Linked DNA regions of Homo sapiens: region 1 is linked to region 2. A link is an interaction called in ENCODE POLR2A ChIA-PET data of the cell type or tissue named here. Cell type or tissue: A673. All regions are shown on one strand. Each heading gives the region's core, and the rest is flanking DNA. Links, peaks and the distances in the headings are about the cores only. Region 1 overlaps BATF (basic leucine zipper ATF-like transcription factor). Region 2 overlaps MIDEAS (mitotic deacetylase associated SANT domain protein).

What was found. Peaks named below come from ENCODE experiments on the same cell type or tissue, not always from the same donor. Only the 100,000 strongest peaks of a DNase experiment are listed, where the experiment ranks them.
Region 1: POLR2A ChIA-PET joins it to region 2 with 6 read pairs; 3 of 35 experiments call an interaction of 5 or more read pairs at or near these places.

The regions. Positions count from the first base shown.
Region 1 is chr14:75,526,431-75,531,806 of GRCh38, reverse strand. All of the region lies in intron 2 of BATF (basic leucine zipper ATF-like transcription factor), which reads right to left. Among named protein-coding and RNA genes, the nearest start is that of BATF, 6.6 kb to the right of the region's middle. In A673, for the core only: no CTCF peak of the experiment used is centred there; no DNase peak of the experiment used is centred there.
Region 2 is chr14:73,744,527-73,749,902 of GRCh38, reverse strand. The region is part of intron 1 of MIDEAS (mitotic deacetylase associated SANT domain protein); the gene reads left to right. LOC124903345 (a long non-coding RNA gene) reads right to left here. Exons shown (of 3, transcript XR_007064264.1): 3 at 2,458-2,692. Among named protein-coding and RNA genes, the nearest start is that of MIR4505, 12 kb to the left of the region's middle. RefSeq lists enhancers at 2,413-2,926, 2,927-3,441. In A673, for the core only: a CTCF peak has its summit at 3,321; no DNase peak of the experiment used is centred there; H3K27ac peaks cover 2,368 bases.

The sequences.
Region 1 (5,376 bases), core at 217-5,216, 1.8 Mb before region 2:
TCTCTGCCTCCTCAGAAGGCCAAGAACAATAGTGCTACCCAAACATCTTTTCCTCCATTACTCAATTTTTCTCCAATTGTAAATACCGTATTTCTCACAGTGTTAGCTCAAAGCTTCATTTAATGCATAATTTATACTCATGACTTTTCTGTCATATATGACAAAGCACATCCCTGGAGCCTGTAAACCTCTCTTTTTTCTTATACTGGTGTGAGACTCCTTCAGGAGGCAGCCCCAGGCAAGCACCTGGCCCACTTCCATCTAAGACAGTACCTAAATCTCAAGCTTTCAAACTTGGCTGTTACTCTCACTTGCTTTCAGCTCCATCCACCAGGCCAGATATGACTTGTCAACAGCTCGGCTCAGGGCTAACACTGCTATTTGCCACTGCTCCCGGCAACTCCACTGATTTTAGCCTTTTCATGAATAAAGCTTCTTAATTGACCTCAGCTCTCTTTTCCACTGATCCTGGTCTTTGACTTGAAATCCTTCCAGCTGTACGGCACCAGATAGCCATGACCAACCAACCAAGATGGCTACACAAAGGAAACGGATTTGCCATCTTTTATCATATAGTACTGTGGACCTTAGAGTCACTCAAATCCCAACTTACAGTTGGTTCTCCCAAGGGCTGAGATATTTATGTATGATGTTCAAAAGATAACGTCAAGATTGAATACTCTTCCATGTCGTGATGGAAGATTATTCAATGTTTGATGTCAAAATTAGAAAAGAAATCCTCCTAATGCATGTGTGGTAATGATCAATGCTGAGAATTTTGATATCTATATTATAAAGATAAAAGCATGTGATAAAAAATCCCAAACTGTATAAAAGGTAAAGAATGCCAAGTATCTCCCTCTTGCTTTAGATCTTTAGTCCTACTTTTCAGAAATAAATATCATTAACAATTTTTTATAATCTATTTGAAAAAGTTTGCATTTATACTTATGCATATATGTAACTTTTTCTTTTTATTAAAAACACAGAAGGGGCTGGGTGCTGTTGCTCACACCTGTAATCCCAGCACTTTGGGAGGCCAAGGTGGGCAGGGCAGATCACTTGAGCTCAGGAGTTCGAGACCAGCCTGGGCAACATAGTGAGACCCTGTCTCTAAAAATAAAAAATAAATAAATAAATAAAACATTAAATTAAAAAACTAATGGTAGCAAACTATGGACTATATTTATGCCTTTTTAACTTAAAGTACAGAAGTGATAATCCTTCCAGATTAGCACATTCAGATGTAACTCATTATTTTAACATATCTGCAATATTCCACAGAATGGACAATAATTTATTGAATCCCTTATTGGTGGATTTTTTTAGCTTATGTTCAGTCTTTCCTATAAGAAACAATGCAGCAATGATTATCTTTACATGTACAGAATTGTATGATGTGTGGATTTGTTTGTGAACACACTCCTGGATGTCAAATTGCTGAGTCGCAGGGTATGTGCACCTATAATTTGAATGGACGTGGGCAAATTGCCTTCTACCAGGGTTATGCAGACTCTACTACTAGCTGTGTGTGATGGTGCCTGCTTCTCCATTACCTTGGCAACATCGTGTATCAACAACATGTTTCATCTTTGCCAGCCTCACTGCTGCTTTAATTGGCATTTTCCTAACTAAATAAGGTCTACCATCTTTTCACACATTTATTTGCCACTTATTTCTCTTTTCTGTAAATTGCCTATTCATAGTCATTGTTCATTTTTCTTTACTTTTTTTTTTTTTTTTTTGACGGAGTCTCGCTCTGTCTCCCAGGCTGGAGTGCAGTGGCGCTATCTTGGTTCACTGCAAGCTCCGCCTCCCGGGTTCACGCCATTCTCCTGCCTCAGCCTCTCAAGTAGCTGGGACTACAGGCACCCGCCACCACGCCTGGCTAATTTTTTGTATTTTTAGTAGAGACGGGGTTTCACTGTGTTAGCCAGGATGGTCTCGATCTGCTGACCTCGTGATCCGCCCGCCTCGGCCTCCCAAATTGCTGGGATTAAGGCGTGAGCCGCCGCGCCCGGCCCATTGTTCATTTTTCTTTTGGGTTGTTAATCATCTCCTATTCATAAGAGCTCTCTCATATAGTAAGTAAACATACCTTTTTTGGTCATATGTATTACAGATATTTTTCCTCAGCTTGTCATTTGCCTTTGATTTTGCATACAGTATTTTGATCTATAAAGAAACTTTTACTTTTTATGAATAAAAGTAATGTATATCAATCTTTTCCTTTATGGCTTCAGGGTTTTATGTTTTATTTAGAAAATAATTCCTCATTCCAAGATAAATTTTTAATGGTTATTTGTCTTTTCAAGTTTCTTTAGCTTCCTTTTTTTAAAAAATTTAACATTTACCATGTTGGCCAGGCTGGTCTCGAACTCCTGACTTCAAGTGATCTGCCCACCTTGGCCTCCCAAAGTGCTAGGATTACAAGCGTGAGCCACCGTGCCCAGCCCATTTTGTATTTATACTTGTGTCCTAGGAGTTGAAATATGTATTTGGGTCTTAAAATCTGAATTTGTTTTTGGGTCTGTTTCCATATTCTATCCTGTTCAATGTTCTGTCTTTTCCACATTGTTTTGATTTCTGTATTTGTGTTTCACTTTAATATGTTGGTCAGTTAATCTTTTTTCATTATACTTCTTCTTTAGAATTTTCCTGGCAATTGTCATATGATTTTTTTTCACTGGAAACTTAGAATAGCTAATCTAGTTCTTGCCCAAATCCCAGAAAACCCTATTGGGTTTTTTATTGGGATCTCATTAAATTTATCAATTAACTTAAGGAAAATTGCTAACTTTACATAAGGTATATCTTTCCAATTATTTGAATCTTTTAAAAATCATTTAGGATACACTCTTCATAATTTTTGTTAAATTATTCCTTCCTTCCATTTGCTGTTGTCATTGGTATTATAAACAGGATCTTTCCTTCCATTAATTTCCTAATTGGTTATGTTTTGCATATAGGAACGTTATTACATTTTGTTTTAATTTTAGAAGCTGACTGCATTCTCTTATTATTTCAAATAATTTTTCAGCTGATTATCTTAGGTCCACTTATTAGCTATTGATATCTTTTAGAAACTAACTGGTCAAGTTATGCCTTTCTCTTTTTTAATCAACATCTGTACTATATACAATGAACCCTACAGTTGTCTGCAGGAGAAAAGGAACTAAGTGTGCAGGGTGCTTGTGTGAGATGCTCAACAAAAGGAGAATTAAAACAGAATTAGATTGTTTGTTGATGTCACAATTACGAAAGGAATCACCGATCCATTTTATGTCAGAGATAGTCAAGGCCAGGGATTTATAACACAATCATAAAAAGAGGCTCTCTCCCTACTCTGTCAATTTTTAAAGCAATCGATGTACAGTGTCTTGGTGCCAGCCATTTATAGGATAGATGCTGAAAATGTCGAATAGTAAGCATCCCACACTCTCACTAGAGGAACAAGATAATTGTTTCAGTATTTTAAGGTTGATAATAGTGACAGCAGTTGAAACTAAGAAAACATACCAGTATATATGAGGCTAGAACCCTAATAGGAATGTGGTCCTTTTTTGATATGGTACTCTCAGTAGCTCCCAAACCCTCATCTGTAAAGCACTGGTAGGCGAGGCCTATGGCCATGTCTGAGGGCCAGAGAACAACCCCAGCATGTGGAGCCAAGCATGGAAAGGAGTCAAGGGCAAACCACACACTGAGCCCTGACACTGGTGGTAAACCAGAAGACTTTTCACCTGAATCTCAGACATAATTAAGAGGATAATGGATGGAGAAGATAGGTGATTGTCATCTCGGAGGAAAGGAAGATGTCAAACCACAGCTAATTTGATGTAGGGCAGATTGAACACGTTGCTGCCAAAAGCTTCTACCTGAAGCCAAGAAACATAAGTTGCATTGGCAGCAGTCCGCAGGCTTGCTGCATCAACTCCGCTGCGACCTACTCATTGGGCAAAAGGTAAAGACGATGCTGTGGTGCTCAAAAGAAAGCAGTGGAGGAGGAATCTGTGTTCAGATGTGGGGAAGATTGGAACATTCTAGAAACTGAGGCTGGGGTGTGGCTATGGATATGTTGACTATATGACTTGGGGCTCTGTGGACCCTCAAGCTCTAGAGATTACCCTAATGTCACATGACTTGTATAATTAGATGAGCTGACTCTTTGGGCTCTGACATTTGTCTTGGAGAGGGAGAGAGCTGATTCAGTGCTGAAAGCCTTGCCGCAGCAAAGAGACATCTGTGTCACCCTCATTAATACGTTCCCCAAGGGTTTGGATGAAGACCAGTGAGTTGAATTTACAGGGAGACAGGGGTGCAGCTTAACATAGGAAAGACTCTTCTGTTCATAAATTGGGAGAGAGGAAGATCTCCAGCCCTAGAAGTGACCAGGCATACAATGGGACCATTGGCTGGAGGTGTTGCAGAGAAGTCTGAAGCATCAAACTTATGTCTAAACTTTCTAGCCTTTAAGAAACCTTTCAACCCTGAGCTTCTGTGATTAAATATACACAAAATGTATATATGTTTTCATATATATATAAAATGTGTGTATAATTTGTGATTATCTTGCTTCTTATGATAATTATTATTACTCTTATTATACTTAAATTTTTGAGTATTTATGAATGACAGGCATTGTGTTGGGCTCTTTAAATGTACGATCTGTATAGGGTAGTTATTGTCATTTTCCATTTTCTAGATAAGGAAACCAAGCCCAAGGGAGGCCAAGAACGTCTCTGTCACACAGATAGTAGGCAGCAGGGCTGGGATTCAATCCCTGTTCTGACTGCTGAGCTGCCGAACTATACTTACATTCCACTTAAGAAAACAGGTACACACTTAAAAAGCTTACAGCAGTTTGCCAGTCTGAGGACATTGTCTACTTGTACACAAGGAAGATTTTATCCTTTTAAATTTTGATTGGTCTGTTTGCTTGCCCTAAAGAATAGTGAATCAGAATCAGACTCTGATAGAGAAAGAGGTAAGGATCATAGATGTTCAAGCTTAAGGTGGTAAACCAGAATGTGGGGACACAGTGAAATCATGGAGAACATACAAGCAGCAGGGCCACCAAAAACTTGACATTCAGACTGTTGAGCACAGTTAGTACAGACTTTCTGTTCATTCATTCTTTCCAAAAAGTTAACAAATAGCTGTGAATTTAATGTTAGTGTGCAATGGAGTGTAAGCTGAATACATTTCAAATAAAACCCAAGCACCCAATCAGAGCTGTTGGTGCAGTCTGCTCTGTTTCCTTGTAAAGCTGAAAGATGCATTATTTCCCCTAAAACTACATCTTACTTACTTATTCTTGATACGGTTAACACAGCCATTCTAACTGGCTGATTATCATGCTAATCTTCCAGATAA
Region 2 (5,376 bases), core at 127-5,126:
TACCCAGGCCTTTGCAAGTCTGAGCTCTGCGGCTGCCTAGGACTGTGACACCGAAGGTGTGGAGAACATGGGCTGAGGAGGGAGGGGCCTTTCTGAGCTGAGAGAACTTGGCAAGTTACTTTTAACCTTCGTTTCCTGTAAGTTTCCCAAATTTCCTTCGGTTATTGATTTCCAATTTCAACCCGTTTTGATTGGAGAACATACTTTGAGTGATTTCAGTCCCTTTAAATTTGTTGAGACTTGTCTTATGGCCTAATGATGATCTATTGTAGAGAGTGTTCCTTGTGCTATAAATATACATATATATATTTTATATATATATTATATTATATAATATATAAAAAAGTATGTATTTTTTATTTTTTCTGAGACTGGATCTTGGTCTTTCATGCACGCTGGATTGCAGAGGCATGAACACGGCTTACTGCAGCCTCAACCTCCTGGGCCCGAGCAATCCTCCTGCCTCAGCTTCCTGAGTAGCTGGGACTATAGTGGCCACCACACGCAGCTAATTTTTTTTTTTTTTTTTTTTGTAGAGACACGGTCTCGTTTTGTTGCCCAGGCTGGTCTTGAGCTCCTGGGCTCAAGTGATCCTCCTGGCCTTGGCCTCCCAAAATTTTGGGATTACAGGCACCACTGTGCCGGGCCTGCTCTTTTTTAAAAAGAAACAAAAAAACAGTTCACCTACAGCTGCAGTATCTGTGTGCTCTTGAGAAGAGTGTGTATTTGTGTGTATTTTGCTGTTGTTAGGTGGAGTGTTCTATATAGGTCTTCCAGGTCTAATTGGTTTATAGTGTCTAAATCTTCTATTTCCTTGTCGATCTTCTATTTAGTCGTACTGTTCGTTGTTGAAAGTAGAGTGTTTTCTCTCTCTCATGTGTATGTATAAAATAACATGAAAAAAAGTAGAGTATTGAAGTTTCCTACTGTTATTTGAGTTGTTCATTTTTTCCTTTCAATTCTGACAGTTTTTGCTTCATGTATTTTGGGGCTCTGTTGTTAGGTACATGCATGTCTATAACTGGTATAGCCTCCTGAGGGACGGACACTTTGTTCATTATAAAATATTCTTTGTCTATAATAACAGTTTTTGTCTTAAAGTCTATTTTGTCTGATTTTTTTTTTTTTTTTTTTGAGACGGAGTCTAGCTCTGTTGCCCAGGCTGGAGTGCAGTGGCGCGATCTTGGCTCACTGCAGCCTCCACCTCTCAGGTTCAAATAGTTCTCCTGTCTCAGCCTCCTGAGTAGCTGCGATTACAGGTGCCTGCCACCACATATTTTGTCTGATATTAGTATAGCCATTCTAGCTGTCTTTTGGTGACTGTTTACAATGGTATCTCTTTTTCCATCCCTTGCTTTCTTTTTTCTTTTTTGGTACAGAGTCTCACTGTGTTGCCCAGGCTGGAGTGCAGTGGCGCAATCTGGGCTCACTGCAACCTCCACCTCTTGGGTTCAAGCAATTCTCCTACCTCAGCCTCCCGAGTAGCTGGGACTGCAGGCGTGTGTCACCATGCCCTGCTAATTACTTTCAACCTATTTATATCTCTGAATGTAAAGGGTGTTTCTTTTTTTAATGAAATTGCATCTTTTTTAAAGAAGTCTGTTCTGCCATATAATTGCATATTTTTTTAAAAGTCCATTCTGCCAACCTCTGCCTTTTAGATATTTAATCCATTCACATTTAAAGTAATTATGGATAAGGTAGGATTTATGCTGCCATTTTGTGATTTGATTTCTGTATGTCTTATGTCTTTTTTATTCTTTTGTTCTTCTATTACTGTCTTCCTTTATGTTAAATAGATATTTTTGAGTATACCATTCCTGGTCTGTAAATAACGAGACACAGAACAGTAAGGGTTAAACAAAATGCTGCCTGCAATGGACTTAGCACAGTGCCTGGCAAATAGTAAGTGCTCAGTAAACATGGGCACTCAATTGGGTCCCAGGCGTGGTAAGAGCCACAGTTAACCCTAGGACTGGCTGAGAGCAGAGTCCCCTCAGGGCTCTGTGCGACCCCTCATGTCTCCTGGGCAGGCCATAGCACTCTGACAGGTAGTGCCTTTGGGGAATGGGGAGTGGTGGGTCCTGGGAAACTTCACTATGCCAGGCTGTGGCCCTTTAGCCCTTCCCCTGCTCCAGTGCATGGGCACCACCTGGCTGCTTGTGAAGCATCCTAGATTCCCCATCGTGCTCTTCCCACCCCCGACCCCCACCCCACCAGACCCATGAACTAGTCTCTCAGGGTGGGTTTTATTGCACACACTGAGGTTTAAGAACCACTGCTTGACATCCACACAGACGGGTATTGACACAGTGACAGAGAGAGACCTGGTTTGGGGTCAGGAGGCTTAGATTTGAATCTTGACTCCTCAGTCATGAGTTCTGTGAACTGGGACAAGTTACTTTCAGAGCCAGCCTTTCTCGTTTCTCAGTTGGAAATAAGTGGTTATGCAGATAAGCAGTACTCTCGCATATTCGGCATGCAGCTAGTCCTGGTGGCACTTGCTTTTTACAAAGGTGTTTCTTTGGTCCCTGGATACAGGTCTCTTCCCACCCCAGGCTCTTAAGCTCCTCAAAGGCAGGAACCAGTGAGTGGCGGCTCCTGGACCAGACATCTGGTTGGTTACCTGACAAACAGTCCACTGCCCTCCGTCTTGGATCATGTTGTCTCCAGGCCCTGCTGCTCCCAGGCTCTGTGCAGGAACAGAAGGGAATTGAAGAAGCATTATTGGATAGTGGTATAAGAGCATGAAGATTCAGAATGGGTGACAACAATATGTGCTGGAGGGCCAGCTGGAGGAGGTAGGCCTTGAGGGAAAGCAGATTGTGAGAGTGGAGGCAGGGCTTCCAGGCAGAAGGAACAGCTCTAGGGGAGGCTCAAAGTCAGGGAGCTCCCCCAGGGGTTGCCTGTCCCCAGGGGTCACTTACCCCTAGTCCCTGCACGGGCTTCCTTGCATTATAATTAGCGTGTGTTTCTGTTTCTCTGTCTCCCCACCGGCCTGGAAGCTCTGTGTCTCCTGTGTCTCCCAGAGCCTGGCTTGCAGCAAGTGCTCAGCAAATGCTTGTGGAGCAGATGAAGGGTCAGCAGGCCCACCTGCAGAGCTGCAGCAGGGAGGGTGTGTGGTGGGGGAGTGGGCAGGGCAAGGCAATGGCAAGGGAGGCCCCTGTGAGTGGCCTCATCTGTATCTTTGGCCCAGGGCAGAGTCTGGCACTGGGGTGCTCAGGCACAGACTTCAGAGAGCCCTGCTCTAGCCCTGCTGGGGAGCCAGGCCTTTCCAGAAGGGAAGGGAGGTAGTGCAGCAGCCTCCAGTGGTGGGAGCTGTATAGGGCATAGAGACTGTTTTGAGGAGACAGAGCAAGGACCCCAGCGGTCCCAGGAGGCCCTCACCAGAGGGCCTCAGGAACATCTGCTGAGTCTCCTGCGGAGGAAGCCTAAACCTGCCTGCTTCTACCCTACTCCTGCTGGGATCCCTGGGTCCTGTTGGAATGGGTTTTCCAGGGCTGCCTGTGACTCTTCGTGGCCTTTGCCTAGGAGGAAGGCAGGCAGTCCCTTCAGTGCAGGCAAAAGCTGAGCCTGGAGGCTTAATCCTTTTCTGGCTTTGCTCATGACTGTTTTCTCTCTGCATTAGCAGCCCCCACCTCCCCCACCCCTGGCAAAACAAACCTGGCTATCCCAGCTTCCCATGGACACCCTGTGGGCATTTGTGGGGCTATGGGGGAGGGAGGCAATCAAGGTAGAAGACTGGACGGAGCCCTGAGAGTGCCTCATAAGCCCTGAAAGGATTCCTCTCTTACACATCCCTTTAAAAGCATCTCAGTGGTTGGCATTTTTACTGTGTAAGCTCAAACTTCAGGCAGCTTGAACCCTGGCCAAGCTTCTGATCCTGAGCAGCTTGATGGCTGAGACCCCTGGGACTCGTGACTCTCTGGCCTGTTGGCCTGGGCTCTGCTTTTCAGAGCTGAAGTTCAGTCCAGAGAAGTGATGGTCCAGGGACTGTCTGGATTGGGAATGGGCCGACCATAGGGCCTCTTGCCTGCTCTCTCATGCTCCCAGGGAAAATGACACTTGTGGGAGTCAGATCCACGTCTGTTGTATCAGAGCCTCCTTGTTTGCAAACCCCTTGAGAATAGTGCTTATGTGTCCAGTGGCTTGCAGAAATGGGGTACACTGGCCTTTGTGTGAAGTCCCAGTTGGTGGGGGTGCATGTAGCATTGCAGATGGGGTCCAGAGGGAAGGTTTGTCTAGGGCCTGGGCAACTCTAGCTGGCCCAAGATGGCAGTTCCAGGCCATTTACCGAGTCTGGCTATAGCTGGAGACCCCAGAATGTCTGAGAGAGCTTTTCAGGATGTGAGCCCAGATGAGGGGGCCAGCTGGGCCATGCTGTGCTCCTCTGGTGGGGGTGGCAGGGACTTGTTATGGCTCCCTGGCATCCTGGCCAGACCTTAGTGTCTTGAGGTCCAGCCATGTCAGGGCATGAGGTAAACAGACCCACAGGCTTGTGTCCCTGGCCACTGTCTAGGTGGGGGTAGAAGCCTAGAAAAGTGGGGTGGAGGGCAACAGTGGAGCTGGCACTTTTCCAGTTGGCCTGCATGTGTTGTGGGGCAGCAGGTGACAGTCAAGGGCAGGTGGCTTGTGGGCCAGCAGGGAGAAGGACTTGTGTTCCACATAGGTGTAGAGGGCCTGGGGCCAGGGGTAGGGTGGGATCCCGGGCTGGGCCTTTTCACTTCATCCCAGCATCTTGAGGAGCTCTCATGTGCACCAGAGAGCCCAGAAGTCAGGAGCAGGCAGGAGCCCAGGGCAGGAATGCGGGCTGTGTCGCCTCTGCCCAGGTGTGGCTCTGACTCACCTTGGGCGCAGTCTTGAATGAGCATCCTGACAGGCAGATACAAACCAAGTGCCAAGGTACAACGGTCTGCCAACCCTGCCCCGTGGAGCCTGCTGTCTGCTGGGGATGACAAAGCAGGCACCTGGGATTTAGTGTGCCATATACAGTGTGTTATAGGGGCTTGTAGTTCAGCTCCTGTCTCAGCTCTGGGGTCAGGTTTCCCAGTGGAAGCAGTGTCTGCAACCTGAAGGATTAATAGGACCTGGCCTGATGAAAAGAGTGAGAAGGTGTCCTAGGAAGGGGTACAGCCTGGCCAAAGACCTGGAAGCAAAGCGAGAAGAACACGTTGGAGGCCCTGGCTCAAGCACAGACTGTCGAGAGAGGTGGCAGGAGCCAAGGTCTGCAGGGACTTGTGGACAGGGCAGGGAGTTTAGACTTTGTCCTAAGACAGCTCAGAGAACTGACTCGCCTGGAGACTCAGTTTGGGCCTGTCTTGCCCTTGGGTGACAGACCCATGATCTTTGACTCCCCTCTTCCTAGTGCTGAGCTTG